Linked DNA regions of Mus musculus: all the other regions are linked to region 1. The links are chromatin loops, found by intact Hi-C in ENCODE. Cell type or tissue: left cerebral cortex. All regions are shown on one strand.

What was found. Peaks named below come from ENCODE experiments on the same cell type or tissue, not always from the same donor. Only the 100,000 strongest peaks of a DNase experiment are listed, where the experiment ranks them.
Region 2: it touches region 1 in a loop (2.0-fold over the local background); 4 of 42 quality-filtered maps call a loop at or near these places.
Region 3: a loop joins it to region 1, with 2.4 times the contacts of the local background. A loop is called at or near these places in 5 of 42 quality-filtered maps.
Region 4: it touches region 1 in a loop (2.2-fold over the local background); 3 of 42 quality-filtered maps call a loop at or near these places.
Region 5: it touches region 1 in a loop (3-fold over the local background); 5 of 42 quality-filtered maps call a loop at or near these places.
Region 6: a loop joins it to region 1, with 2.6 times the contacts of the local background. A loop is called at or near these places in 4 of 42 quality-filtered maps.

What each region holds. Positions count from the first base shown.
Region 1 is chr2:126,916,144-126,921,143 of GRCm38, reverse strand. It overlaps Sppl2a (signal peptide peptidase like 2A), which reads left to right. Exons shown (of 15, transcript NM_023220.2): 7 at 730-826; 8 at 1,404-1,505; 9 at 3,263-3,344; 10 at 3,859-3,933. Among named protein-coding and RNA genes, the nearest start is that of Sppl2a, 15 kb to the left of the region's middle. In left cerebral cortex, no CTCF peak of the experiment used is centred here; a DNase peak (open chromatin) is centred at 1,941.
Region 2 is chr2:126,752,335-126,757,334 of GRCm38, reverse strand. Usp8 (ubiquitin specific peptidase 8) reads right to left here. Exons shown (of 19, transcript NM_019729.3): 15 at 4,853-5,000; 16 at 2,250-2,486; 17 at 1,220-1,362. Among named protein-coding and RNA genes, the nearest start is that of Usp50, 29 kb to the left of the region's middle. In left cerebral cortex, no CTCF peak of the experiment used is centred here; no DNase peak of the experiment used is centred here.
Region 3 is chr2:126,835,535-126,840,534 of GRCm38, reverse strand. It overlaps Trpm7 (transient receptor potential cation channel, subfamily M, member 7), which reads left to right. Exons shown (of 39, transcript NM_021450.2): 11 at 3,100-3,200; 12 at 4,945-5,000. Among named protein-coding and RNA genes, the nearest start is that of Trpm7, 38 kb to the left of the region's middle. In left cerebral cortex, no CTCF peak of the experiment used is centred here; no DNase peak of the experiment used is centred here.
Region 4 is chr2:126,742,547-126,747,546 of GRCm38, reverse strand. It overlaps Usp8 (ubiquitin specific peptidase 8), which reads right to left. Exons shown (of 19, transcript NM_019729.3): 11 at 4,866-5,000; 12 at 1-51. Among named protein-coding and RNA genes, the nearest start is that of Usp8, 38 kb to the right of the region's middle. In left cerebral cortex, no CTCF peak of the experiment used is centred here; no DNase peak of the experiment used is centred here.
Region 5 is chr2:127,219,922-127,224,921 of GRCm38, reverse strand. It overlaps Snrnp200 (small nuclear ribonucleoprotein 200 (U5)), which reads right to left. Exons shown (of 45, transcript NM_177214.5): 15 at 2,984-3,177; 16 at 2,668-2,791; 17 at 192-341. Among named protein-coding and RNA genes, the nearest start is that of Snrnp200, 14 kb to the right of the region's middle. In left cerebral cortex, a CTCF peak has its summit at 2,234 (motif pointing right); no DNase peak of the experiment used is centred here.
Region 6 is chr2:127,233,013-127,238,012 of GRCm38, reverse strand. It overlaps Snrnp200 (small nuclear ribonucleoprotein 200 (U5)), which reads right to left. Exons shown (of 45, transcript NM_177214.5): 32 at 4,921-5,000; 33 at 4,655-4,833; 34 at 4,362-4,513; 35 at 2,941-3,049; 36 at 1,945-2,053; 37 at 1,365-1,554; 38 at 1,109-1,273; 39 at 431-552; 40 at 47-190. Among named protein-coding and RNA genes, the nearest start is that of Ciao1, 12 kb to the left of the region's middle. In left cerebral cortex, no CTCF peak of the experiment used is centred here; no DNase peak of the experiment used is centred here.

The DNA.
Region 1 (5,000 bases):
GTGACCGATGTGGTGGTGCACACCTGAGATGCCAGAACTCCGGAGGTTGAGAGAAGGATCAGAAGTTGAAGGTTTTCAAGGTTATTCTTGGCTGTGCAGCAAGTTTTAAGTACACGAGGCACAAGAAGAGGAATAGGAGGAGTGGCTCAGTTGGTGAAGTGCTTACTGTGCAAGGGAGACGAGCGTTCAGTCGTAGGACCCATGCAGGATGCCCCAGCCCACCCCTGCCTCCAGTCTCTTCATTCTAGCACTGGGTAGAAGCAGGTTGATCCCTAGAGCTTGCCAGTCGGGGTGGTCTGCTTGGCGAACTTCCAGGCCAGTGACTCATTCTGTTTCAAACAATTAAAACAAAAGAAAAAGAAGACATCCGAGGAATAATACCATGTTTGTCTTCTAGTCTCTACACATACCTGCCTACATGTGTACACCTACATACACACAAGCACACACATATGACAGAGGCTCATCAGTCCTTCTGTTCTTGAAGTTAAATTAAGTATTTATACATATTTGTAATGAACTGTTACTTTCAACATAAAACCATCTTCAGCCACATCAAGCAACCGTGGTAGTGTTTAACGGAAAGAAAACCACAAGTGCCACACATTCTCTTTTAAGACTCTTGGTTGCGCCTTAGCAACTGCTTCACATAGCAATATAGTTACTATATAGAAAGTATGATCTAATGAAAAGAGCTAAGGAATTAACATCTGTCTTGTTCTTTTCTAGTGTATGTTATGATAGCGATTTTCTGCATAGCATCGTCAATGAGCCTGTACAACTGTCTTTCTGCATTGATTCATAGGATGCCATGTGGACAGTGCACGTACGTATCTGTTAGCCTATGATGCAATTAGTATTTCAGCTTAGTACAGGAAAAGTGAGGTGTTGCTTTAAGCCTGTATATTCAAGATTGTATTTATGCCTGTCTGAGTTTAAAGTTAATAATGTGTTTGGGATTTTTTTGTTTGTTTTGTTTTATGAGACAGGGTTTCTCGGGAGCCTAGTTGTCCTGGAACTGTCTCTGTAGACCTGGCTGGCCTCGAACTCACAGAGATCTATCTGTCTGCCTCTGCCTCCTAAGTTCAGGAACAAGGTGTGCACTACCTCAGTGCTAGGACTTAAAGGTGTGTGCCACCATGCCCAGATGTGTTTGGGATCTTTACACTGAATTCCTGAGACATGTCTAGTGTTCAGGAGCCATCTGTGGCTGGTGGCCATCAGTCTTGGAAAGCACCGCCAACAGAGGGTTTTGTTGAGGCAGTTATTATGCCTCATTGGTTTTATGTAAAAATCATGACAAGATTAATATTACAACCACTCTTTGTTAATGTTTGACACTTTTTTGTATCAAGGGAACATTTTTTATCTATAGCACAAATTAACTTTTTTTTCTTTTTCAGGATTTTGTGTTGTGGCAAAAACATTAAAGTGAGCCTGATTTTCCTTTCCGGGCTGTGCATCTCAGTTGCTGTTGTGTGGGCTGTATTTCGAAATGAGGATAGGTATGACAACTCTAACTTACTTTAAATTTAGGATGCATAGCGTTATATCTTTTCCTGAATCATATTCATTATGATTATTGTGGATTTTTTTGTTTTTATTCAAGAACATATTTTAAAACAAGGTAATTTGTTTTTTCATGAATAAGTTATTTAACAGGATCTCTGTATGAGCCCCGTTGCTAACTTATAACTCTAGCCTTAAATTTGCAGTGACTCTGTCTCCTGAGGTTACAGGCGTAGGCCACCAAACCCAGCAAATGAACAGATCTTAGGCTAGGAGTTTGAGCTCATGCAGGGAAGGAAATCAGGTTCTGCCTTAGACACCTAGACTTAAAATATGCATAGTGATGCTGTGTGGCAGTGTTGTGTCTTATAACTTCAACAGATGGTATCCCCACTGATTTCCACAATGGGCTTTTAAATGAAAAAAGCTGTCATGTTTTCATTTCTGTTACTGCAATCTGATACCCTGCCAAAAAGCAATGGCAAGGTGAAAGGGTTCATTTTAGCTCACAGTTCCGGGTGCCAGTCTTTTATAGCTGAAAAGGCGAGGCGGCAGGAGCTTGAAGCCACTGGGCACATCACATCCACAGCCGAGCGCAGAGAGAAGTGGGCGCACAGGTGCTTTCTTGTCTCAGCCTCATCTCTGCATCTGTCCAGCTCAGAAACCAACCAGGGGTCAGCGCTGCCCACATCCAGGGTATTTCCACCTTGGTTAACCCAGTTACAAAAATGCCTCACAGATATACCCAGAAGTCAATACAACCCAGCCAGCTCCTCTTTGAGGTTCTCTTCCTAGATGATTCTGATGGTGTCAGATTGACAAAACCAACCACCATCAAAGCAAAATGTAAAAGAATGTGTGGAATTTTTTGCCTTATATATTAGAAAAAGGGCTTTATGTAAGATATCTGTCCATGAGAGCAACAGTTATGGGCATTTCTCTCTTAAAAAAAATTATTTCGCAGGGCAATGGTGGGACATGCCTTTAATCCCAGCATTTGGGAGACAGAGGCAGGCGGATTTCTGGATTTGAGACCAGCCTGGTCTACAAAGTGAGTTCCAGGACATCCAGGGCTACACAGAGAAACCCTGCCTCGAAAACCCAAAAAAATTAAAAAAATAAATGATTTCAAACTGTGTGTGTGTGTGTGTGTGTCACGTGTGTACATGCCACAGCATAACTGGACAGTACTCTACAGTTCTGGACACTGGAGGCAGTTCTCTCCGTCCAGCCAGAGGGCCTAAGGAATCGAGCTCAGGGCATCAGCCTGATCACAGGTGTCTTTACTGCTGAGCCGTCAGGCCGACCCAGGTTTAACCACAGCAGGAAGGGAAACCTGGAAAAATACATAACATGATTAATGACTTATTAGTAAAGTCGTTTACCTAGAAATCTTATTATAATTACCAAAGTTATTAGGTTTATCATTGGTTGCTAGTTCTGCATGTTAGTTTCTAATAATTAAATTGTGTAGTTTTTGCTTGTGTTCGACCTGACTAGATATGAACACGAGGATGTTATTGGCAGCTGTCCGTGTAGAGGGAGACATGTAAAACTGCAAAGATTGAGGTGAATGTGTGCTTGTATCTGACAGTCCTCTGAGGGACAGTAACTGGCCGAGCAGAGAGGATATGAGGAGATAATTCATAGCCATAACCATAATGACATAACCATAATGACCTATTTATTTAACTTTCATCTGAAGATAATGGAATGAAATAATAGGTTGATCTCTCTCTCTCTCTCTTTTTAGGTGGGCTTGGATTTTACAGGATATCTTAGGAATTGCTTTCTGTCTCAACTTAATTAAAACAATGAAGTTACCCAATTTCATGGTAAAATATATTATTTTATAGAGCTGTAATTTTTTTCTTTTTAAAACAATACGATTGAGGTATAATTTGCATATAGTAAGACAAGCTCATTTCATTGACACTCTTGAAATGTTGCAGATATACGGATGACTTTTGTAACTTCCATCAGCTTGAGCTACAGGCCATTCTGCAGGCTGCAGAAAGCTTGTTCTGCTTGTTTGCACTCAGTTCTAACCCAGGCCAGGCCAGCTGAGCGTTTCTGTCAGTCATGCTCATTCCTTAAAACCTTGTGAGATGAAATATTGGGGAAGAACATTCTTTGAATCAGAGATGATCCTAAGCAAATGGGATGCAGGAAGTAAAGATTTTTTTAAATGGCATATGCAATAAAATTACACATAGTGATAACCACGAAACACCTTTTAAAATAACATTCAAATATACATTTCCATGTTCACTTGTATTTGCAAAGTCAGTTATTGCACTAGTTTAGATGTGGGAAGTTTGACCTTTTAAATTCCTTTTTCTCTGACAGTCATGCGTGATACTGCTAGGCCTTCTTCTCATCTACGATGTGTTCTTTGTCTTCATCACACCTTTCATCACAAAGGTATGACCATTTAAAATTTACGACGAAGCCTTCAAAACGATGGAACTCTTTTTCTTAAATCTGTTTGTTTGCCTTGAGACAGGGTCTCCTCAGCATAGCCCTGGCAGGAAGAGAACTCTCTATGTATAGCTGGCTGGCCTTGAACTCCCAGAGATCCGCCTGCCTCTAGATTAAAGCCGTATGTCACCATTCCCTGCACATGCAGCTCCTGACATATTTTCTTAAATATTTACTTTCCTTACATGTGTATAAGTGAATACCTGCATGTGTGCATGTTCACCTCGTGCATGCCTGGTGCTCACAGAGGCCCACAGAGAGCATTCTTTCCCCTGGCACTGTTGTTCCAGGCCTTCAGATGCCACCCATCATGGGTATTGGAATCCAGGTCCCCTGCCAGAGCAGTGGTGCTCTTAATGCTGAGCCATCTTGCCAGCCTCAAGAAGGGAACCCTAACTCTCTTCATAGACTGTTGATTTTGCAGATTTGTATTTCAGAGTGAACTTTAATTTCCTTCAGGAAATTACCTTTGAAATTGGTCTTTCAGTAGAGGGTATATTAATATACAAGCTTTCAGTTGCTTCTTAGAGGACATAAGGAACTTCTGATTAGTATAAAGGGAGAATGTCTGTAATTTTTCTTTCCTTTTAAAAGTAAAACTTTCTTACAGCCAGTGTCTACTGTGGACAGTTTAGAGAGGGAGGGGAATGTGTCATTGATACCTTCATTTCTGAGAACTAATCTGAGAAGAGCAAACATCAGCATGCCAGCTCTGCAGGCCTGGAATGTACTGTGTACCCTGGCAGCCCCTCCTGGGCTTTAGGTCCCAGTCTACTTCGAGAAGCAATGCCAGCTTTTGACATCATTAGAATTCCTTTGGCTGAAGAACTCAACTTGATCTTTGTTTTTTGTTGTTGTTTTGTTTTGTTTTGTTTTTGTTTTTTTTTTAAAAACCAAACTATTATTACTATTATTTTTTTTTGAAATGAGTTTTCTCTGTACAGTCCTGGCTGTCCTGGAACTCACTCTGTAGACCAAGCTGGCTTTGAACTCACACAGATCCACCTGTC
Region 2 (5,000 bases), 160 kb after region 1:
GTGGTACACGGGCAAGAACCTATCTGTGACATCTAACTTCCCAAATGGATTTCCCGAGGAACAGAGACATGCTGTAGCTCTCACTGCCATGTTGTCTGCTGGCTGGGACCCTGTCCATCCACTTGGGGCTTCTCGCCATGAGGAAAATGGAGTGAACCTCTGAACCTGTAAGCCAACTGCAATTAAATATCGTCCTTTATAAGAGTCACCATGGTCATGGTGTCTGCTCACAGCAATAGAAACTCTAACTAAGACAGATTTTGGAGACAATGCTTGCACCTTAGCACAGGCAACATTCAAATATTCTTATCTTAAAGTTAGACTTTTAAAACTGTGGCTTTTTTCCCCACTTAAAAAGTGTACTTTGGGCTAGGGAGGTGGCTCAGCATGCTCAAACAGCTGTGTGCAGCCCCAATGACCTAAGGTCAATTTCTAGATCTGAGAAGGTGGCAGGAGAAAGCTGACTTCTAAGAGCTGTCCTCTGACTGTCACACATGAGCTAAGGCACAATGCTCTGAACTCATATTTTTTTAAAAAGCATGACTTTACATTTTAACTTTCTTGACACCAGGTCTCATGAGCCCAGGCTGGCCTTAAATTCTTGGTCATTCTGCTTCCATTTTTCAAGAGCTTGAAATTATAGGTGTGTGCCCACCATGTTACAATAATTAAATTAATTTTGCTATATTTATAATTTGAGTGTTAGTTAAAAAACAACTGTATCATTTATGTGCACACGTATCTGTGCTCCACGTGTATGCCTGCTGGTCACAGATGACAGAGGAGGACACTAGATCCTGCCGGAAATGGAATCAGAGGCAGTTGTGACCTGCCATGTGGGTACTAGGAATAGAACCTGGGTCCTCTGCAAGAGTCAGTTCTCTTAACCACTGAATCTCTCTCCAGCAACTGAATGTTAATTTTGTATCTACTCATTTGTGTTAGAATTACACTGTAACATTTTCCACTTGATGTCATTTAAACTTTTGTTTCTGAAATACCATTATTTCCATGAATTTTTTGTTCCATTTATTGTGTAAGGAAACAGAATCGCATAGAATGCACATAAAGTAACAGTATAGTTATTCCACTGTCATGTCTGCCTTACTTATTTGCTGGAGAACATTCCTTAGGTTTCCTTTAAGAGACAGTATGTGCAGATTATGTAGCCATGGCAATTCCTCCATCAAATGCTACTGCACAGGCAGAGAGACCTTACCGTTTCAGGTGCACTAACAGCACAGGAGGTAATTTCCAGATTTCTATTTTCTTTAGAGAATCCCGCCGAGCTCGGCAATGGCTGCAGTAAAATCTGTTGTTATCTGTAAGCTTTTCTTCTTTGGAAAATAATCTAAGGCAGTCCTGGTGGGGAAAAAAAAGCACAAATACTCAGCGATTCACTTCCTGATGGAGTGCCTTAAAGAGGCCCTCTTCTGTAGGAATGCTGCAGCACTTATTGGGGCACCTCAATAAGGTGGGTAAGTGTCTGCTGTAAGAAGGGACACAAACAGTGTGTTGCAAGGTGCGGTGAGGAATGGGGTAGGTATGCAGAAGCTCAGGACAGCACACACAAGATCTCTGTCCTGAGTCTGGTGGATTACGGTGGACTTCCTGGAAGAAGTAAAAACTGAAGGTATCAACATAAGCTATTCTATTAGTTACACTGCTGTTGTGTGGAAATCAACATGTCTGATCCCAAGTCAGTGCATAGAAAAAATACATCTGCGCTACCATCAAATACAACTTCCTAAGTTAGCTTTCAAAACGTCTCTAAAACACAAGCATTTCAGTTTGGCTATGTGGTGAAAGGCTTGTCCACCATGCACAACGCTCTGGGTTCAGCCCTCCCAAGCAGCTTCTAGTTGCACCCAGTGACATATGCCTATCCTCCCAGCACTGCTGGGTCACGACTAGTCTGGGCTACATGGCAAGAACCATTCAAAACTCAAGGGCTAGCTATGGGTTGGAGAGATGGCTCAGCAGTTAAGAGCGCTTGCTCTTACTGAGCACTTGGGTTCAAGTCCCAGTACCCACATGGCGGTCTGCACCCACCAACTCTAGTTTCAGAGAATCTGATACCTTCTTCTGGCTTCTGTAGGTACTGTATGCAGTTGGTGCACAGACATGCTGGCAAAACACACAAAATAGCAACAAAACCCTACCAGGGCTAGGAGGGTAGCTCACCGATTTTCCTGTCAGGATGATGCACACAAATAACATTTTAGTAACACACTTTCTCTTAGATGTACCTGTAGAGTACATTTACTTGTGGATGCTAGCGGCAAAGACAAGTACATGAAGGCCTCGAAGGTGCGCGACCTCCTGCGGCAGGTGAGGCACTGCACTGTGGACTTGAACTGGCCCTGGAACAGGGCCACGATGATGGACTCGTTGAGCTGCTTGTGCTTCTGCCAGGCGTGCTCGGCCGCCTGCAGGTCATCCAGGTGCTCGTTGTTCTCTTCCTTGTGCCTCTTCCGATTGTCAGCCTGGGGGAGGACAAGTGAGTGCTGCTAGTATCTAAGGGTGTGCTGTCAACAGGTAAATGTGAAACTCAAGGAATAACACTAAACATCTTACACATTTAGCCACACTGAGGAGCTCTGATCTTGTCATTTACAAAAAAATTAATTCTACCCCAAACCCAAACCCACTTTACTGAAAGGACATGGCTTGAACTTCTTCCCTCGCCCCTTTCTCATTTTGTTTGGACAGTGTCTCATTATGTAGCCCTAGCTGTCCTAGAACTCACTATGCAGTCAGGCTGGCTTTGAACTCAGAGATCCACCTGCTTCTGCCTCCCAAATGCTGAGATTAAAAGCATAGGTCATCATGCCGGGTCTTTATAACACCTTCTGGACATATTTTTATTTAAAGTGTGTAAGACTGTAAACTGTAGACAACCCTGAGTAGTTTGTGGACTGACCCTGAGTCACAGAGACTCAGCTCTTGTTTTAAGAGTGAAGCTGCTTTTGCAGTGTGGGTGTTGACCGTAGAGACTCTAACTGGCCAAGGCACTGAGAACCAATGACTGCTGAATGCCCAGCCATAGATGGAACAGACCTGTCACCCCTAAGGCTCACAGAGGAAGAGTGGAAGGAAGAGGAGGGGGAGAGGTGCATGTAGCACAACTTCAAACTCACATCAGCTGTGATCACACACCAGGCATGGGAAGGAGGGGTGTTCATGGTCCCCACACCTCCTCTGAGGACTGACACAGTTAATGTTTCTTCAGTGACATGCCACTGAAAAGGTGCACATGTTCCAGTAACCAAACCTCCATCATGGTTTTGTGAGTATCATTAACTCACTGAATTATAAGGAAAAAAAAAGTACAAAGGAGGAAGGGGAACTAGCCAGAGTAGGGGGAGGGCAAGGAGAGTAAGGGGGTAGGCAGGCTTAAAGCTATTAGGTACATGTGAACATGTCACAAGTATACATTACTGTATCATTATACATAGTATTATGTATATCATTACATTATACATTATGTATAACACACATTAAACATTTAATATATATTCTGTATATAAAGTATACATAATTATGTTTTAAATCCATGCCATTTTTTAAAAGTTGCCACGTTTGGCTTAAAACCATTTTTTTAACCTTTATATTGAGTGTGTATATGTGAATGATATGTGTAAAGGCAGTGTCAAAAGATGCATGAGGAGCTCAGAGGACAGCTCTGTGCAGCTGGTTCTCCTTGCCTCCTTTACTCGTGTTCTGAGGATCAAAATCAGGCCATTGGGCTTGGCCTTGCCAGTGCTTTTACAATAGTGAGGCATCTTGATAGTCTCAAAAGCATGGCATTGAGAAGAACACATGTCATGTAAGGAGGAATTAGGGTTAAAATCCAGTGTGTGTGTGTGTGTGTGTGTGTGTGTGTGTGTGTGTGTGTGTGTGTGTGTGTGTGTGGTGTCTATACACACCCCTTGAGAAAAATCTCCTTAGGTAGCCCAGGCTGTCCCTGAAGTGACAATCTCCCTGCCTCAGTCTCCTGAGTACTGTGACCTTAGGTGTGAGCCACCATAACAGCTTGAAATTTATACTTATGCTCAGCTGAGAAGCATGACCTTAAAGGCTTTCTGAAGCAGCAAAAGAGAAGCTGCTATATACAGATGGAGGTGGTCCTTTCGTAAAGATACTGCTTTAATAAAAGATACATGCATGCACCACTTGCTTACCCGGAGCGATTCTTATTTTGGAAGATAAGTCTTAGAACATTTGAGTATAACACACACACACCACAAATATGCAATAATATATAAATAACAAGGATGTTCAGACTATAATTAATAAAACCATGATTTTGTTTTCATAACATGAGAGTTACAAGAACACTTCCAATAGCTATTTTACCATTTGTTAAATGTGCAGTACTTCCTATTAGTACTTGAGTAAATAACCACACACTACTTTTCAAGTCCACTGTGCACACTCCTAGTCTGAAAATCTAAAACATGGCATGCTGCCACAAGTGGAAAACTGTACTCCATGAGAAAAAAAAATCAGTAAAAAAAAATTATTCAAAAATATTGTAAAAAAAACCCACCTCACTTCAGGATATGTATATATGTAAAATAAAAATAAATTTTATGTTAAGTCTAAGATTCCAGTCCCAACATGTCTCATTCTATTTAATAAATGTAAACATTCAGTTTTGTTCTGGGGAGCTTAGCAGACTCCACACAGCACACACACACACACACACACACACACACACACACACACACACACACACACACACACACGGCACGGCACAGTGGCACAGTCCATACTCAGACACTAGTGAACAAGCATTTAAACTGCTGTGAAGATGAAGCAAGCGAAGCTGAGGATACCCCGCTCTTACCTTATTCAGATCCTCATGCAGGCCATCCATGAGGAACAGAAGCAGCTCTTGTGAATCCTGTTGGCTGGAGCCTGCAAACTGGTCATTAATCTTACCAATGGTGACTTTAAAGTCCTTTGGACTGATGTATCTATACTGTCCTGTCCAC
Region 3 (5,000 bases), 81 kb after region 1:
TTTTTAAATAGTTGTTCTTCTTCTTTGGGTTTCTCTGTTTAGCCCTGGCTGTCCTGGAGCTCACTCTGTAGACCAGGCTGGCCTCAAACTCAGAAATGTGCCACCACTGCCTGGGTTAAATAGTTTTTCTTTATGAAAGACGCAGGTTAATTTTAAATTGTCAACAAATTAGTTATGTAGACTTAGTTTGATGTCTTGTAGATTTAACTGGATGGATGGATTCATTCATTCATTCGTTCATTCATGTGTTTTTTACATACACACATGAAATGGGATGTATTTTAAAAAATGACTTTAAAGATATTCAAGTATTTAGCTGATAGCTATAAAAGAGATTACTTAAATATACTAATTTCTTCTGAAGAAAATATGAACTAATGTGGTCTTTCCAAATACTACAGATACCCACTGGTTTAAAAAAATGTCATAGTGATAAGTATTTTCAAAAGTGAGAAATGAAAATTGTGTTCTATTGGGAAGCCACATATTTGGAGATAGGGTAGGAACAAAGGTCTTATTGTCCATTAAAGTGTCCCAGATATTAGACTACAACAAATTACCACTATGTTTTCAAACATAATATAGTTAAGTATAAATCATCTTGGATCAAGAGATGCTTAAGTGGTCAGGAACCATAGGCGTAGTAAGAAAGAGAGATGGCATAAATATCACAACATAAGATAATAATAGAACACTATCTGTATGTACTGTTTGCCGTAAGGTATTCTGGGTGCTAGTCTCAGTAGGAAAGTGGATTGTGTCCTTATTTTATCCTTCCAGTGGTTCGACATGGTCTGTTTTCTTTGTCTTTTCTTCATCTTACAAAGGAAGAAGGCTCTAAGGAATCAAATGATAAAGTCAAGGAATTTTAAAATCACCTATATTTATAGCTCACTAAGATGGCTTTGTGGATCAGACCACTTGCCCACATGAGCCTGACAGCACTAGTTTTGTTCTTGGAATCCATAGTGGAAGGAGAGAATCAATTTGTACACGTTGCCCTCTGAGCTACATGATTGCTGTTGTGCACACAGCCAGCCACACACACACACACACACACACACACACACACTAATGTAAAGGCTATAACTTAAAGAAAAATTGAATATCTTATAGGAAAAATATGAAAATTTGAAAAAGAATCCAAAATCTTAGATAATGAATTTATATTCCATTATTATATAAAAGTAGAAATAAGGCATTCTGTGTCCTGGCCTAGTCCGATAAATGTAGCTCTCAATTCTTATCAAAGAAGTTTGTTTTTACATGAGTTAGGAACCTTTACCCAAAGCTACAGCTACTTAAAATGTAGAGACTAACAGGCAGTGGGATATTCAATCCCAGTTGCTACATTTACTACATAACCTGTAAAACTAAGACTGAGAACGTTTTGAAAGAGAAGAAGACGACTGTTAGGAGCCAGAGGACAGGAAGTCATCTGTGATACTGTATCTTCTAGGTAAGACAGTATGACCACACGGAATCTCAGTAATACTGCTGTCCAAACAAGCTGTAAACAGCGACAGCGCCTTTGACATTTGAATGTCACAAGCCCTGTCCCTGGATGAAGAGCTACAGGCAGTTAACTACTGCTGAGCTATGGATACTCAGTCTTCACCAGGAAGACATGCCACAGTTGGTTATGCAACACTGGGTAGTCATCCCTAGACACCAATCTCATTTTTTAAAAAATAATAAAGTAGAAATGAATTGTAAATAAGTGCTATTGCCTCCTTCCCAACTTTTTTATACTTTTTTTTTCCTTTTTTTTCTTTTTTTTTTTTTCCTTTTTTGGTATTTTTTTTTTTTTTTTTTCGAGACAGGGTTTCTCTGTATAGCCCTGGCTGTCCTGGAACTCACTCTGTAGACCAGGCTGGCCTCAAACTCAGAAATCAGCCTGCCTCTGCCTCCCAAGTGCTGGGATTAAAGGCGTGTGTCACCACGCCCGGCTTAAAATGATATATATATATTTTTAAAAAGCCATGTATAATAAATAGTTTCATGGCCGCTACTACTTGTGTTTTTAATCATATTTGCTCTGTAGATTTTACCTGGCTTTAAACTCATGATAATCCTGCTCATGCAGCCTCCCCAGAGCAAGGACGACAGCTGTTACACATCATGGTCCTCTGTTACCACCCCACCTCTCCCTCCCTCCCTCCCTCCCCACCCCCTGTGTGTGTGCCTGTGCGCGTGTGCGTGTGTATACAGTGTGCGGCCACACACACACACAGGATTCAGGTGCCACCTTTAGTCTCTGAACTTGGAGCTCACGTATCCACTGAGACTGGTTGAGAAGCAAGCTCCAGGGACCCACTTGTCTTTCTCCTTCCTAGCCCCATTCTAAGCCATAGGGTCACAGATATGTCACCGTATCTTCTTGTTTGTTTGTTTTTTAATGCAAAGGTGGTGGGGAACTGAACACAGGTTCTCACGTTCTCATAGCAAATCCTTTATCCAATCTGCCATAAGTTACATGAATCTATCTGTGGTGTGTGCACATTTGAGCATGCTGTGATGCATGTGTAGAAGTTGAAAAACAACTTGAGTTGGGTTTCTCCTTTCACCATGTAAAGCCAGAATATGGAGCTTAAGTTGTTGGGCTTTGGCAGTAAGTGCCTGTACCCACCGATCATTAGATCTCACTTAATGCAGAGAATACCCCTTTCTTAATAATTTAAAATATATGGCTATAATTACATATGTGCAGAAAAGTACTCAAAAGTTTTTTTTCAAAATTCTTAAAAGTATTGAGTATTGTGTTTGTGATGGAAACAAATCATCTTTGCTTTCTCAGTTTCTGCATTCTGATTTTCTTTTCTACTGAGGCAATTTTTTTTCCTCTTTCTGGGGTGTTTGTTTGTTTTTTGAAACAGGGTTAACTTACTCTGTAGACCAAGCTGGTCTCAACCTGCCTCTGCACCTCCTGACACCTTTGACTAGGCAATATAATTTTTATACTTAAATATAATTTTTAACAGTAACGTCCCATGATGGTGTATACGACCTGTATAAATTTAAGGGTTCTAGGGGGAGTTTGTAAGTGCTTAGAGGTTGATGGAGATACACTTACCAACTGTTTTTTCTTTATTCAATTAGGTACTAATGCATCTGCATTTGACCAGCTTATCCTTACACTGGCATGGGACAGAGTTGATATTGCCAAAAATCATGTATTTGTTTATGGACAACAGTGGCTGGTATGTAGATAATCTAAATACACACAGTTTATTTAATGCAGTTAACCACAGTGGACCCTTAATATTAACCACAGGTTTTATATCCATGGATTTAAATAACCACAGGACGAGTACTCTGTAGTCAAGTCTACTGAACATGTACACATGTTTCCTTTCTTATTCAGTAATCAATACAGTTTTAATTGCTCCTATTAAACTAAGTATCTTGAGTAATCTAGAGGTGGGATATTTGATACCACAGACAGCACACACCATTTTGTTAAAAGTTGAGCATCTGAATTTGGGTCTCTGAAGAGGATCCTTGAAATGGTCCCTACCACAAAAAGGAGTGATTGTAATAAACAGTATTTATAAGGACTGTGTTTCCACTCATATTTTACTGTCTTACCCAAGTATAAATATTAGTAAGTCATATTTCCTTAACAACTTTGTTTTTTAATAAGGTATGAATATCTGTAAAAATTCAACAGTTGTCTTGGAACTCTTGTTCTGTGTACAGAATTCATTATAACATGCCATGATGTTAGTTTAGTTTCTATGTAGTCCCTCCTATTTACTATTTATTGATGATTTATCTTTCTGCTCCTAGAAAATGTGAGTTCAAGAGTATTTTTTAATTGTGTGCTGTCCCCCACCCCTTTACACACACACACACACACACACACACACACACACACACACACACACACACACAGACAGTATGTTCATTGCCTGTAAAATGTCTGGCTAGTTTCTGTTATATGTCTGAATCCCTAGAGAGACAGGGTAAATGTGTAATTTATCAAAGAATCAAAGTAAAAGTAACATAGGTTAGAATGTAAATACTACAAGTAAGAATAAATAATAGTTTGCATGTGATGAGAGAAAATAATATATAAAAATGGGAATAATATCTATGATAAATTATAGGCTATTGTAGAAAATATATTCTTTTAAGTTTTTTTTAGTGTAACATCAAAATATTTTTCTCGTCAGAACTGAATACTGAAAAATATTTTTTTAAAAAAGCATGCTTCTGTCTTAATTTCATCATGTGCAGCTAATATGTGTGGTTACTAGGTAAATAAATGTACATTAGAGTCCATACCCTCCTCTAGGTAAGGAAAATAGGATGAATTGGAGATGGTGATATAAGATACTGTAGGGAAATTGTGGAGTTGTATGGCAAACCTCTGGGGACAGAATCAGAATATTTAAATTAGTTATTTCCAAAATAACTTTTTGTTACAAAGAGGTTTTTTTTTTTTTTTTTTTTTAAGCATCTAATGCTGAAGTATTGAACGTATAGCTGGGATGTAGTTTAGTGTGTCAAGTGTAATAGTTGAGTGTGTCTGGTATGTGGGAAGCCCTGAGTGCCACACCCAGCATGGCATAGACTGGGTGCTGCACACGCTTCTGTAGCTCCAGCACTAGAGGCGGAGCTGGAAGCAGAGACGTTTACCTTCTCAGCCAGCCTGGGCCTGGTTCTCAGGTTAATTGATGGTGGAATTCTGTAGCTCCTTTCTGCTATGCCTATTTAACATTTGTTGTCTTACAGATAGAACATTTGTGTAATGGTATTTAGGGAGTGCTGTGAAAGATATGCCTTTTTCTCCATTCTCTAGTTACTGTAGGTCACTGTTTGCATTTTTCTAATCCTGTTCCCAAATTATTTGAGAATATATAGGTATAAATTATGAGGACTTGTATTTAAGTAATTGATAGTTTAAAGATGTGAAATCTCTTTATTAATTTGATACTCTAGGTTGGATCCTTGGAACAGGCTATGCTTGATGCTCTTGTAATGGACAGAGTTTCATT
Region 4 (5,000 bases), 170 kb after region 1:
AATTCTCCCCATTTCTTCACTTCGTGCTCTCGTCAAAGGTTCTCGCTGAGCCTAGTTTAAAAAACAATAATCTGATTTTCCAGTTAAAATTTTCCATTCATGAGCTTAAAGTACTTAAACAGAAAAAAAAAAAAAGTTTCTTGACCACCCTTCATAATTTTAAAGGCAGCATCAAAGATGAAGGCAGTTTTGTTTTTCTCAAAGTCTACTATATCAAGGGTTAGAGGAATGTGAAATAAAGAAGGAAATGTAATAACATTTCTAGAACTTTCCAAAGGAAGCCAAGAGGCCACTGGGAAGCAGAGACTATGACTGAAGCTGCTAGCTGGGAGAAAAAAAAAAAGGTGGGTAATTATTCTTACTTAATTATCACGCTGCACAGAGTCTGGAGACACTCAAAGGTTACACTCTTTGGAGAATTCACTGAGAGCTGTGTGACTCTTCTCTGTCTTTAACAGCAATTCCTAAAACTTTAACCACGCAGTTACTTCCGCAGTGACTGTGTTTGCAACACTGGAGATGAGTGCACAGAGGCCTGGTGGTGAGTGGCAGAGGCTCTCCATGGTGGTTGGTGAGAGAAGGAGCCACACAGGCCTGTCAGGTGATTATCTCCTAGCCACCTAGCCCTCCTACCACAGCTGCTTCTGTATCCACTTACAAAGATCATGTAGTGTGCTCTGTGGAAATGCAGGGCAGCATGCTGAAGCATGGGTCTCTACGCTGACTACAGATGCTTCTAGCTTTACAGAGATTTTTGTTTGTAACACTTTCTTAACTAAATGAAAGACACTTCTCATCATGGAGAAAATATTTATAAATCTTACTTCAAATAAGGGACTTAGCCAGAATATTACAAATTCATACGGCTCAGTCAAAATTGCCAGTCATTAAGTTGGCTACGATTTTGTCAAAGACAGATAAGATGGGTGTGATAGTGACTACCTATAACCTCAGCTTTTGCAGTGTAGAGGCAAAAAGGTCATGAGAGTTCAAGGTTAGTCTGGGCTCTATGAGACCATCTCAAAAAACAAAGCGAAGATAAACATAAGAGACGTCAATGTCGCCGGGCATGGTGGCGCACGCCTTTAATCCCAGCACTCAGGAGGCAGAGGCAGGTGGATTTCTGAGTTCGAGGTCAGCCTGGTCTACAAAGTGAGGTCCAGGACAGCCAGGGCTATACAGAGAAACCCTGTCTCGAAAAACCAAAAAAAAAAAAAAAAGAGACGTCAATGTCACTGGGGAAATGTACGTCACTGTAACGTTTTGGCTGGGATGCAGATATATGCTGACAGGTGTAAAGTGGGCAGCTGCACTGGGAAATGTGTTTGTTGTTTGATTTTTGTTTTAAAGTTTCTTTCCTTGTTGTTGTTGTTCTGTTTTTTCATTTGTTTGTTTTTGAAGAGGGTAGCTCTGGCTATTTTACAATTTGCTCTGTAGACCAGGCTGTCCTGAAACTCACAGAGATCTGCCTGCCTCTGCCTTCTGAGTACTGGGATTAAAGGTGTGCGCCACCATGCCAGGCTCTTTCAAAGTTTTTTTGGTTTATTTGTTTTTCAGTTTTTAAGTTTATTAACAAAATGGGCTAAAAAGAATTCCGGTCCTAAGTACTCACTCAAAAGTAAAGACACAAATGTCCACAGTAGCAGTATTCAAAATAATTCCCAAGAAGACATGCAATATCTAAGTAATCCAAATTGACAAGTGCATATGTGCAGAGACTATAATAATTAACTACACGAAGAAACAAGCTACCAATACATGCTCTAAAATAAATAAGAAAACTGCTAGGTAAGGGGTTGGAGACATGGCTTAGTGGATAAGAGCACTGGCTGCTCTTCTAGAGGACATGGGTTTGATTCCCAAGAGATGTGCTCTTCTGCCCTCTTTAGGAGCACTGACATACATTCAGGCAAAATATCCATACACATTTAAACAAAAAAACAAACAACAACAACAACAACAACAAAAAACCTAGACCAGTAGTTATCAATCTGTGGGTTCTAACCCCTCTGGGGGTTGAATATCAAATATCCTGTATATTAGATATTTGCATTATGATTCATGACAGTAGCAAATTACACTTAAGTACTAATGAAACAATCTGATCATTGGGGGTCACCACAACATGAGGAACTGTATTAAAGGGTCACAGCATTAAGAAGGCTGAGAGCCACTGAGCCAGATGAAAGCAGTCAGCTGCTAAAGACTATCTGAGAAAAGACAGTCAATGGAGACAGCAGGTTTTGGTCTGAGGCTTTAGGAGGGGTACAGGACAGGACTATATATACACAGGTAGAGTGATTCTTTGGTGTTGTGAAAATGTTTTATGATTGGATTATGTTAACAATTTCATGTACTATGTTAAGTTTTTCTTATGTATGTGGGATTTTTTTGTTTTTGTTTTTTATACAGGGTCTTTCCATGTGGTCATGGTTGTCCTGGAGCTCTCTATGTAGACCAACCTGGCCTCAAACTCACAAGAAATTGTCTGACTCCACCTCCACCTCCCCAGTGCTAGGAGTAAAGGCATGAGCCACCATTCCCTGACAGTCTGTAAACTCTTTTTTTTAATAGGTTAAAATTAAATTTTTTTATTTATTTTTAATTTTTTATTAGATATTTTTTTCATTTACATTTCAAATGCTATCCTGAAAGTCCCCAATACCCTCACCCCTAGTCTGTAAACTCTTGTTACTGACTAAATGTATGTTACAAACAGGTAAATTTTATGATATGCAAATTATACCTAAATTAAACTATTATTAAATGTATCAGACTAAAAACAAAAAGAAAACTGGGCGGTGGTGGTACATGCCTTTAATCCCAGCACTTGGGAGGCAGAGAGGGGCAGAGGCAGAGAGAGGGGCAGAGGCAGAGGCAGAGAGGGGCAGAGGCAGAGAGAGAGTGGGGCAGAGGCAGAGAGAGAATGGGGCAGAGGCAGAGAGTGGCAGAGGCAGAAGCAGAGAGGGGCAGAGGCAGAGGCAGAGAGGGGCAGAGGCAGAGGTAGAGAGGGGCAGAGGCAGAGGCAGAGAGGGGCAGAGGCAGAGGCAGAGAGGGGCAGAGGCAGAGGCAGAGGCAGAGGCAGAGGCAGAGGCAGAGAGGGGCAGAGGCAGAGGCAGAGGCACAGAGGCAGAGGTGCAGAGGCAGAGAGGCAGAGGCAGAGGCAGTCGGATTTCTGAGTTCGAGGCCAGCCTGGTCTGTAGAGTGAGTTCCAGGACAGCCAGGGCTATACAGAGAAACCCTGTCAAAAAACAAAAACAAAAACAAAAACAAAAAACAAAAAACCTTTTAAGTCTCTCTGAAAGGTGTATTCTATTGTCAAGTTTAAATGTGAGTTCATTTGGGATTTCATACCACTAAAGAGAAAAATGAACCAGTGAAGAAAATAAAACTCAATAGAACGTGAAGCACTGGTTTACAATGCAGTATAAAATGTTAAATATTATGTTCTTATAGTGTATATACACCATGCTCTCAGAGTCTACTGCTTATATCCTATATGGTTTTTATTAACTTGAAAAGGGCTGTCCTCTAATATATTTTAAACATAAGCAAGAGAATGCTGAAAATACAGAATTTTACACAGATCATATTCAAAATGCAAGGTCTATTTATTAACTAAACCTTTTTTGCATGTGTTCTCTACCCACACATGTCATAACCTGAGGGCCGCTGAGGTTTCTAGGGTGTTTACAGCACCTCAAATGACTCTACACATATGAAAGTGTTAAGTTCTTAAGACTGTCTCCAGTACAGGAAGGGGGAAAGAGGCTGTCTTCCAATTTCACTCCCTATGGAATTCTAGGCAGACGACAGCCTCTGAGCTCAGTTTTGCCTGTAAACTCACTACTCACTACCTTATGGGGCTACCTCTATAAATAAAAAATGTTGGCAAATACTTGACATGCCTTGAGTGTTTTGAGGTATTTAAACTGTATCTTAAGTAGGAACTTCATCTCTCTAATTGTAGGTGTTTAGAAAATTCTCAAACAGGCGTTGTATTCTGTTGAGCTTTCCTCAGTGTTGAAGTCATGGGCTTATTGACGCCGAGTGAGCTGATCTACAGGTATGTGCAGTACACCTGGCTACTCTAGTGAGGTTAGCCCGTGGTCCCTGAGCATTGTATTAATATGGTCTGTAAATCTGGAAAATGTGACTAAAGTACTGTTTGAAAGGTATGCATTTTGTAAGGTAGCATTTTGCTTTCCAGCCTTCATTTCTGCACTACCAAAACTGTTTTCTATTTACTTGTATGTACGTAAAAGTAAGCTGTTAGTGTTCCTGCTGTTACATAGTAGTCAAAAGGAAAGGACACTGTTAGCTGTACAAAGAAAACAAATTAAAAGTATATCATTCCATGAACATATCTTCCAAAATTAAGGCAATCAACTTTTGAGTATGTAGTTAAGGACAGAAAAAAGTAACTGATTTTAAGTGTACGAACAGAAACAAAATCATACAGACTGATCAAAAATATCATTATATGTAAAATAAATGTCAGGCTGTCGATGTTACTGACTGTACATCCTATGTAGACAAAATGACCTCCATCTACTGGGCCTTATTTCTCCATTATGAGATTGTATTTTATCCTCGTCTTTTGATGGTCACACACCAAGCAAGCACAGAAATGCATATGACTATTTCTAGCAATAATTATAAGTTGTATGACATTTTATAAACGAAAGATTCTATGGCCAACCAATCAATTTACATCATCACAGGCCTCAAAGGAAAGCAGAGAAGCCAATACCAATGGATCAGGACGGTCTCTCACCCCTTGAGCACTGTCCAGAATGCCTGTTCTGTTTGTGGAAGGCCACTGTGTCACCATCTTATACACATTTACTGTTCGTTTTACCTACCTTGCCTGCATTCAGCTCTCCTGACACGGATGCAGGGGACACATCTGCTGGCCTCTTCTGCGCCTCTGACGTGGGACACCTTTTACCTTCCACAGGTACCTTAGCATCAGAAGCTTCATGCTCACTCTTACTTTG
Region 5 (5,000 bases), 300 kb before region 1:
TATGTGAGTCCCAGAGATTGAACTCAGGCCATTAGGATTGGCGACAGGCACCTTTATCTGCTGAGTCATTTCCCTAGCCCCAAGAAAATGACTTTTAACCTGCCTGAACAGAAGCACTCAGTACATATGGTCCCAAAGGACTCTACCCAATATGGAACCAGTCACCAGAGAAGCAGATGGTCCCTTCTTACCTTGCACTGCTCTGCTTCTGTACGAAGGACTTCAGTGGAGGCAGAACCCTCGCGAAGAAACAGACCCAAAGTGTCCTTCTCCAGACACATGTCACGGATTGCCCTTGCTGTCTTCCCAGTTTCTTTTCGAGAATGGACAAACACGAGCACCTAAGAAGAATCATGCAAGAGCTAAAAGGTGCACCTTCAGCAGCTGCTCTCAGAGCACCAGGGCACCAGCTACAGGAAGCAGAAGCTGCTCCACTAGAAACAGAAGCGATGGGTTAGAAAAGTGTCTATGGCAAAAATACATGCTAGTTTGGAAAGAAGTCTAACAGGGCTGACAGTACCAAAGGGAAGCTGGGCATGGTAACTCCAGCTCTAATTCTGCACTCAAGGTCACAGCTAAATTCCAGGCTATGAGTAGGGCTACACAGAGTTTAAGCCCAGCCCAGGACACACAGGGGAAGGAATGTACCAAGGATAGTGGCACAGTCTCACAGCTAAGAAACTAAACTAACCCTAGAATTCTACATTGAACAATAAATCTAAATACACAGTGTATTGAGATTCAAAGACCTCAATCAAGAATATGGTCAGAGCCTTAGCAAGTCTAAGCTAAATAAAGGTGTATTTTCAAAATAATACCAAAACTATTACATTATTTATAAAAATATTTAAATAGTTTGAAACTAGTTCCACATTATATGAAACAGTCCTCCTGAGATCTAGTGTCCTGAAGTCCTACCCTGTCATATAAACTCCTGTGCTTTTTATCAGAAAAAAAAAATGCATAGCTTCTTACTGCCTACCTTATTTAATACTGCTAACTAAAAACTGTTATCAAAGTAACATTCAAAAAAAAAGAGAAAGAAAACAAATAAATAAGTGAACAAACGAACGAATGAAATTATATGTCGGGCAGTAGTGGCACACTACTACTAGTTAGCAGTATTAACTAAGGCAGGCAGTAAGAAGCTATGCATTTCTTTTTCTGGTTAAGAGCATTGACTGCTCTTCTGGAGGTCCTGAGTTCAAATCCCAGTAACCACATGGTGGCTCACAACCATCTGTAATGAGATCAGATGCCCTCTTCTGGTGTGTCTGAAGACAGCTACAGTTTACTTACATATAATAAATAAATCTTAAAAAAATTATTTTGTGTGTCAGAGTAGTGATCAACTCTCTCCATCACCAATTATGTTCTGGGGATCAAACTCAGGTCACCAGTCTTGGGGGCAAGCGCCGTTACCTGCAGAGCCATCTCACTGGCCTGATTTCACTAGGTTCTAATAATTTTCAGCTACAGTTTTGCTATCTTATAGACAGACTGGTTTTTCTAGTTCCACCAATTTGGGGGAGGATAGTATCAACTATGAAGTTATCATTTACGATCACAGGACTATTCAAATTATCTTTCATCTAGGCTATAGTGATAGTTGTTTTCAGGAAATGATCCAATTCTTCTAAGTTATAAGTTTATTTAGTTATTGTTAATTTTTATTTACTTTATGAAATGAATGTTTTATATGCGCATATGTCCATACAACATATATATGCCTGATGTTCACAGAGGCTAGGAGAGGTCAGATCTAGAGTTGATAGACTGGTCTGAGCTTCAATTGTCCTTTGTGAGTAGACAATGCTCTTAACCACTGAGCCATCTATCTACCCCATAAACTGGCCAGTTTATGAGTGATTGTTGACAGTATTCCATCTCCCATTTATGCAGTGATGGAAAATGCAATGAACCGGGGTCAACATGCTATGTATATGTTCTACCACTGAGTTCCATTCCAAGTCCCCAGTCATTTTTTGGATTTTTTTTGGGGGGGAGGGGAGTGGGACCATGAGGGGAATAGGGGTAGGGGGGTACCATTGTATAATCCAAACTGGCCTCCAGCTGGCTTGAGGTCCTCCTGCCTCAGCAACCTAAGCTATGGTATTAGAGGCATGTGCTGACTCTCCTAGCTCCTGACCATTTTCTTCTTCTTCTTTTTTTTAAGGTTTGTTTATTTATTTATTTATTTATTTACTATATGTAAGTACACTGTAGCTGTCTTCAGACACACCACAAGAGGGCATCAGATCTCATTATGGATGGTTATGAGCCACCATGTGGTTTGCTGGGATTTGAACTCAGGACCTTTGGAAGAGCAGTCAGTGCTCTTAACCACTGAGCCATCTCTCCAGACCCTGACCATCTTTTAAAGCAGCTGTAGTAATATAGTAACTCATATTATTTCTGATCACTGGTGAGTCATGCTATTACCTTGTCTATTAGTTTAAGTTAAAAATGGAAAAGGAGCTGGGCGTGGTGGAGCACACCTTTAATCCCAGCACTTGAGAGGCAGAGGCAGGTGGATTTCTGAGTTCAAGGCCAGCCTGGTCTACAGAGTGAGAGAGTGAGTTCCAGGACAGCCAGGGCTACACAGAGAAACCCTGTCTCGAAAAACCAAAAAAAAAAAAGGAAAAGGTTCAAGAACCATCCACAAACCTGATTTTTTCCAGCATGTTCCATGATTTTCTCATAGACTATTTCATTCATGATCTGGAAACGTTTGATAGCTTTTTTCTCTGTGATGCCCACATATGTTTGTTCCAGAGGCACGGGGCGGAAGCTAGAAGTTCAACAGTTATACAAATGAGATTTCTGGCAGAGAACACTGTGAGAGAAGTTACTTTCCATTGACCTAGAAACAATGCTTTCTAAAATACACACAGGAACCCTAAAACTCAATAGTATGCTCCTTAGAGAAGAGTAGGGAACAGGAAGACTGCCTGGGTAACAAGTTTCCAGTTTCTTTTTATACCTGTTATCAAAGTAGAAGAGGCCCTTAGCAGGGTCGACTCGCAGAAAGGTGGCCACATCTTCATAGTTGGGGAGGGTAGCACTGAGACCAATGAGTCGGACATCTTCTTGGGTCATCTCAATGTTTCGGATGGCCCTGGCCACCAAAGCTTCTAAGACAGGACCTCTGTCATCATGTAGAAGATGGATCTCATCCTAAAGAACAGAAAGATGCAAACTGTACAAGTATACAGTCTTAACATGCCGAGTAAAGACAAGAGAGGGACCCTTAAGCCAAGGAATCCTAAAGAACAAAGACAGCTTTTAGTAGAAATATACACTGAGTGTGGACTGTTTAACACTTGTGAGTGAGTCCTTTGATGATACCACAAATCTCCTTACAAATACATGACGGTTCTGACCAGGTTAGAGCAAAGAAGCCTTCCCTTGTGGGCTTTACGCACAGTAAGTTTACACCGCCAACAGCAGTGCTTCTGAGATACAGTAAGCACTGGGAGAACTGCGGATACTGTGGGCAGGCCAGGGACTCAGCACCCGTAGGAGCGGCTGTCAGAGAGCAAGGCTCTAAAAAAGAGGTGAGCAACCTTTTCTTCAAGGGCTGAACATCTGGTACCACACACGCAATACTGTAGGCTAGTGAGCCATGTAACCCTTGTTAAAAAATACTCAGTTCTGGGCTGTCAAGATGGCTCAGCAGTTAAGACCACTGTCTGCTCTTCCAAAGGTACTGAGTTCAAATCTCAGCAACCACATGGTGGCTCACAACCACCCATACTGAGATCTGATGATACCCTTTTCTGGTACATCTGAAGACAGCTACAGCGTACTTATGATAATAAATAAATCTTAAAAAAACAAAAAAACAACTCAGTTCTGCCACAGCCACAGCAGGACAATAATAGCTATAAGAAGTGCATAAACCAATCTATATAACTGTGTTCATTAAAAGAAAAACTTATAGCTATAGTTTTGCCAACTTCCACTTTGAACACAGACTATGAACTACTTTCCTGCTTTCTTAGACAGCTTAAAGAATCAAGCTGGAGGCCAGGGAGACTGCTCAAAGAGTAAAGGGACTTGGCTGCCAACCCTGACGGCTTGAGCTTGATTCATAGAGGACACGCATGGTGGAAGGGGAACTGACATCCACAAGTTTTCCTCTGACCTACACACACACACACACACACACACACACACACACACCATGCAACATCACAGAAAATAAACACATGCAATTAATTACAAAAAGCAAAAACAACAAAACAGATTCAACCGTCAGGCTCAAAGTCCACTCCCTGTAGATACTTCTATGTAAAGGGAATGCAAAGTCCCAATTCCTTACTTATCCTTTGTGACAATGGATTATTTTATAAAGAAACATTTCTATCGTCTTGGAGGACAAAATTATTTTTGTGTGTTTTCATTTGATTCAAAATATTTCATATTCTATAGAACAAGTTCCAAGATAACCAGGACTACATAGAGAGTCTTTCCCAAAAGCCAAATTAAAAAAAAAAAAAAATCAGATATAGAAAGCAATGGGGCATGTGGCAAACAGCATGCATGTCTAAGAGGCTTCCGTTACATACAGATTATGGTTTTAATGGCAACAGCAAAGCTCACAGTGACTCTTATGAAGAAAATGCACGTAGAAGAGCCTTAAGGAAAGCTAGGCATGGTGGCACACACTTTTTAATCCCAGCACTCAGGAGGCAGAGGCAGGTGGATCTCTGTGAGTTCAAGGCCAGCCTGGTCTACAAAGAGAATTCCACAACAGTCATGGTTATACAAAGAAACTCTGTCTCAAAATAGAAAATCAAAACCAAAAAGAAAAGAAAAGAAAAGAAAAGAAAAGAAAAGAAAAGAAAAGAAAGGCATTAAGAAACAGAACTAGGGGGCTGGTGAGATGGCTCAGCAGGTAAGAGCACCCGACTGCTCTTCCAAAGGTCCTGAGTTCAATGGTGGCTCACAACCATCTGTAATGAGATCTGACTCCCTTTTCTGGTGTGTCTGAAGAC
Region 6 (5,000 bases), 320 kb before region 1:
TTCTGAGCACCCACCGGCCAGTGAACCTCCAAACCCGTCACACTACCTTACTAAGGATCTCCTCTGTGTCTGACTGTAGTTCAGCACTTAGCTGCATGCGGGACAGGTGAGCCTGCAGCAGCAGATTGGTCTTCACATGTGGATCATTGAACTTGGGGTTATTCAGCTTGTGGGGGACCTTCTGAGCCAACTAGAACGTGAAAGAAAAAGAGCTCGTGATAAACGGAGTACCCTACCTGAGATCCACTCAGGCCAAATACACCGTGTGGTCCAGCCAGACTCTGAGGAAGGATGGAGAACTATAGTGTCGGAAGGATGTATGAGGTTGAGAGTGGTATGAGAAATGTATGAGGATATTGGTGACAGGAAGCCATGTGCTAATGAGACAAATTTTCACTCCTGAATGGTCTACTAAAGCCGATGCCCTCACCTGGCGCAGGAGGTTGTCTTCATGATGCCTGATTGGAATGTTCTCATACTCTGCTGCATTGGAAATGATCTCAATAAGTCCTCGAACCTTGGTTTTAGCATTCAGAGACATGCTGAAGAGCTCTGAAAGAAAATTAGGGAATGGGTTGGAGAGATGGCTCAGCGGTTAAGAGCACCGACTGCTCTTCTAGAGGTCCTGAGTTCAATTCCCGGCAACCACATGATGGCTCAACAACCATCTGATACCCTCTTCTGGTGTGTCTGAAGACAGCAACAGTGTACTCATATAAATAAAAATAAATAAATCTTAAAAAAAAAAAAAAAAAAAAAAAGCGGGTGTGTTGGTGCACACCTTTAATCCCAGCACTTGGGAGGCAGAGGCAGGCGGATTTCTGAGTTCGAGGCCAGCCTGGTCTACAGAGTGAGCAACAGGACAGCCAGGGCTACACAGAGAAACCCTGTCTCAAAAAAAAAAAAAAAAAAAAAAGAAAAGAAAAGAAAATAAGGGAATGTGAGAAGAGCCAACGTGGGGGAAGGGCACTGTGAGGAGCAGAATAACAATAACAAGGATCAACTGCCTGGGCTGCACTGCCGTCCTGCACTATCGTCTCTCTGACAAATGCTGGCTAGCACATCTCATCCCAACAGGCTCCAGAAGCCATGTGCCACTGGTCCTCACCAATGGTGGTGTAGTTTATGTAATAGTAGGCAGCAATCATGCCCAGGTTCAGAGGGGCCACATCCATCTCGTCCTCAATACTGATGCATTTGGACTGCTCCAGGTCACTGAGGGTCTGCTCCACCAGCTCTGACAGGTGGTCAGACAGATGACGATGGGATATCCCTGTGGAGATATAAGAGGGAAGTCTCAGGACACTGCCTCGCTAGGGCTATGAAAACCCTGGAGGGCAGTGTGTGCTCTTCAGTTCACTGACCCTGCAGGTTGTAGTAATTGGGGTTCTGTGTCATTCTGCGATACAGAAAGGTCCAGGTGAGGTAGTCCACAGCATCCTGCTTGTTCTCAATGGTCTTGGTGACAATCTCAGCATTGAAGTGGTCATGCATACAGTGGTCCAGGTGAGACTCTACTGGCAATGGCTCATACAAAAATTTTTTGAAAAAATCCTGTGGAATGGGTGAGGGAAGGCATTAAAAAGAATAAATAGCAACGTGGTAATAAAGGGTCAAGGGCAATCCATCAGGGAATGAATGGCCTTTGTATAATAGACAGAATAGCCAAACAGAAGAAACATTTAGAAAACAGTATCATATAATACAAAGCAGGAACGGGCCACGCCAAGTCACATAGATAGAGCAATAAGCAGTGCATGAAAAAAGACAACAGGTGGGAAGACATGGGTGATATCATGGAATCACCACCAGCGGCAGAAACGAGCAAAATTCTCTGTGGCTCCAGCTTATTATAAAAGTAACTGGCAGAAAGGAGTGAAAAGTTTATTTTAAAATAAAGGGACTCAAGAATCTGTTAAAAGATCAAAGTTTCCTATAACTGACCTTTTTAGAGCCCTGACACATGATGACACAGCGCCCCTCATCATCCTGCAGGGGCCGGTTGGCATGGCCCACCATCTGAAGCACATCATAGATGGGGTAATCCACATAGCTGGTGGCAGAAGAAACAAATGAAGAAACAAGTCAGGAGGCCTGCCTGCCTTCAGACACAGGGACGGAAGATGCAAAGGCAGGGAGATAAGGTCAAACTACAGCAAAACTGGACAGAAACCTGTGTGCTTAGCAATTCATTTCACTTGCTTACCCACACATTATTTTAGTTTCAGAGTGAAAGAGTCAGGAATGTATTACTCAAGGAACTTGAACCAAAGCCACAAACCCATCTAAGGGCCAGAAGCAAAATAACATCTATTAAAGGGTCAAACTTGAAGTCAAACTTAAGGTCTGTGTGTTTCTCAGGTTAAAAAGTAATCTAAAATCTAAAGCAAAAACCAGATCAGACATTTTAAACTCACAAAATTAATTTCAAAATAATCTACATTTTGGAGAAAACAATAAAGTTAAATTACTCAGGTTCTGAGAAACACTGAGCTTATTATACTTTGGGTTTTTTGTTTGTTTGTTTGTTTGTTTGTTTGTTTTTTCGAGACAGGGTTTCTCTGTGTAGCCCTGGCTGTCCTGGAACTCACTCTGTAGACCAGGCTGGCCTTAAACTCAGAAATCCACCTGCCTCTGCCTCCCAAGTGCTGATATTAAAGACATGCATCACTACTGCCCGGCCTGATCTTATACTTCTTGTCATGACGAAGATGAGAACTTGACCAACCCACTTTTCCTAATATGGGAGTGGGTTAGCAACAACCTCCTTTCTTCCCATTTATATATAAGGTCTTATCTCTCCAAACTGCTGAGAGAGATGTAAGAGCAGGTCCCGGGATCTGGAGCTCTGGCCCATGTTTAGTTTTCTATACCTGCACTTGCACATTTACATCCACTTTAGGAGGGAGATCTGTTAATGCCCACAGCAACTATACTCACGCATGGATCTTGCCATTGTAGTACTGAGTATCCATGATGATCACTAGATGAGCAGCAACATTCATGCCCCAGCAGAGACTCCGAGAAGCTACCACCACCTGGATAGCCCCTGAGCAGCGTAAGGGAGAGGAAGATTGAGGGCAGGGTTCCCACAAAGTATCTGCTTCATTGGCAGGCAGTGGCCAACCTTGTGCTACATTTCAAATATCAGACTGAGGCTGTGTAGGAACAAGGTCTGACCATAATGAAGTACTGTGAAAGGTAGCACCGCACTATTGGTGCCTTTTGCTCTGAGACTATCCTAGAAGAAACAAAGCAATTCAAGAAAACTCAAAATCCAGGGAAAGCAAAACCTTCACTGCATGGTGGATTGGCCCTCTGATGATGAAAGCTAACACCAAACCAAATGTGGCTGGTTCAGGCCATGGCAGCAAAGTCAAACTTACCCTGAACAAATCCAAACCAGGTTGATTCAGAGTCAGAGTAACAGTGACTCTGGCAGAGTTGGCTACACCAAGGCTCTGCCACAAGTGCCAGAATAGTGAAAAACACATAAAATGCCACAGGTCAACAAAGGTAGCAGGCAAGAGGCAACCAGCCAGGAGAGAATCACAAATCCACAGCCATCTCTTAAGTTCTAACCCCTCCAGTCTGGTATCTACACAGAACTTAGGTCTACTGGCCAACGGCCCAACTCCACAAAACCATGTTCTGAAATGAGACCAGCTTTTGTGCCTGTTTTCTAATCTAGCTGGGAGAAATATCTGTTCCAATGACAACAAAAGTATTTTAGAGGAATCTAATGAATTAAGACATACATTAGTCTGCTGGCATTAATAAGTTCTATTCCTTATTGAAATGACATCCACAGGAGCTAAAGGGGTCTGTAACCCTATAGGTGGGACAACAATATGAACTAACCAGTATCCCCTGAGCTCGTGTCTCTAGCTGCATATGTAGCAGAAGATGGCCTAGTCGGCCATCATTGGGAGGAGAGATCCTTGGTATTGCAAAGATTATATGACCCAGTACAGGGGAATACCAGGGCCAGGAAGCGGGATTGGGTGGGTAGGGGAGCAGGGTGGGGAGAGGGTATAAGGGAGTTTTGGGATAGCATGAATTGTAAATGAAGAAAATTCTAATAAAAAATTGTTTAAAAAAAAAAGGGGGCTGGCGAGATGGCTCAGTGGTTAAGAGTGCTGACTGCTCTTCCGAAGGTCTCGAGTTCAAATCCCAGCAACCACATGGTGGCTCACAACCATCCATAATGAGATCTGATGCCCTCTTCTGGGGCGTCTGAAGACAGCTACAGTGTGCTTACATAAAATAAATAAATAAATCTTTAGAAAGAAAGAGAGGACACCCACATCCTCGTTTGACAGCCACAGCCATGAGAGCTTTGGGTGATGAGGTTTTCTTACCGGAGCTGAAGAGCTGCTCTACCAGGCGCCTCTCCATGGGGCTCAGGCCTTCATGCAGGTAGCCCACCCCATTTAACAGGGTCTCTTTGAGTGTGCTGTCACTGAGCTTCTCCAGGTAAGGGATCAGGTCCTTCTCGGTGCAGTGCAGGAACCTGGGCAGAACAAGAACAAGCACAAGTCAGAGGCATTGCAGTCTGTGGGAGACCCCAGACTTAGTCCCTGCCCTTACCCAGGACTTCACTTAACATGATCTTCAAGCACCCACTCATCCCAGAAACTAGAGCACACCCTACCTCTGCCGCTGGATGTCTGCTGCACAGGTAGTGAGGATGTCTATTGCAGTGAGGCGGGTCTGCTTACGAGATGGGACAAAAACGATGACAGGCTTCTTGGGTGAGTGTTTGGTGATAGCATGGTACACAGGCTTGGCCATAGAGAGCAGGCGAGTCTGTGTGTGACTGATGTTGAAGCCCTGGAGACAAAGGAAAAAGACACTGAGGTTACTAGACCTGGGTACCTAGGGATCCCTGAGGCCATGGAGGAATGAAGGCTGTCCTACCTGGATGTGCAGTTCCAAAGGTACAGGGCGCACATTAGGATGGAAGTTGAAGGTGGAGGTGGCACTGCAGCCCAGCCAGT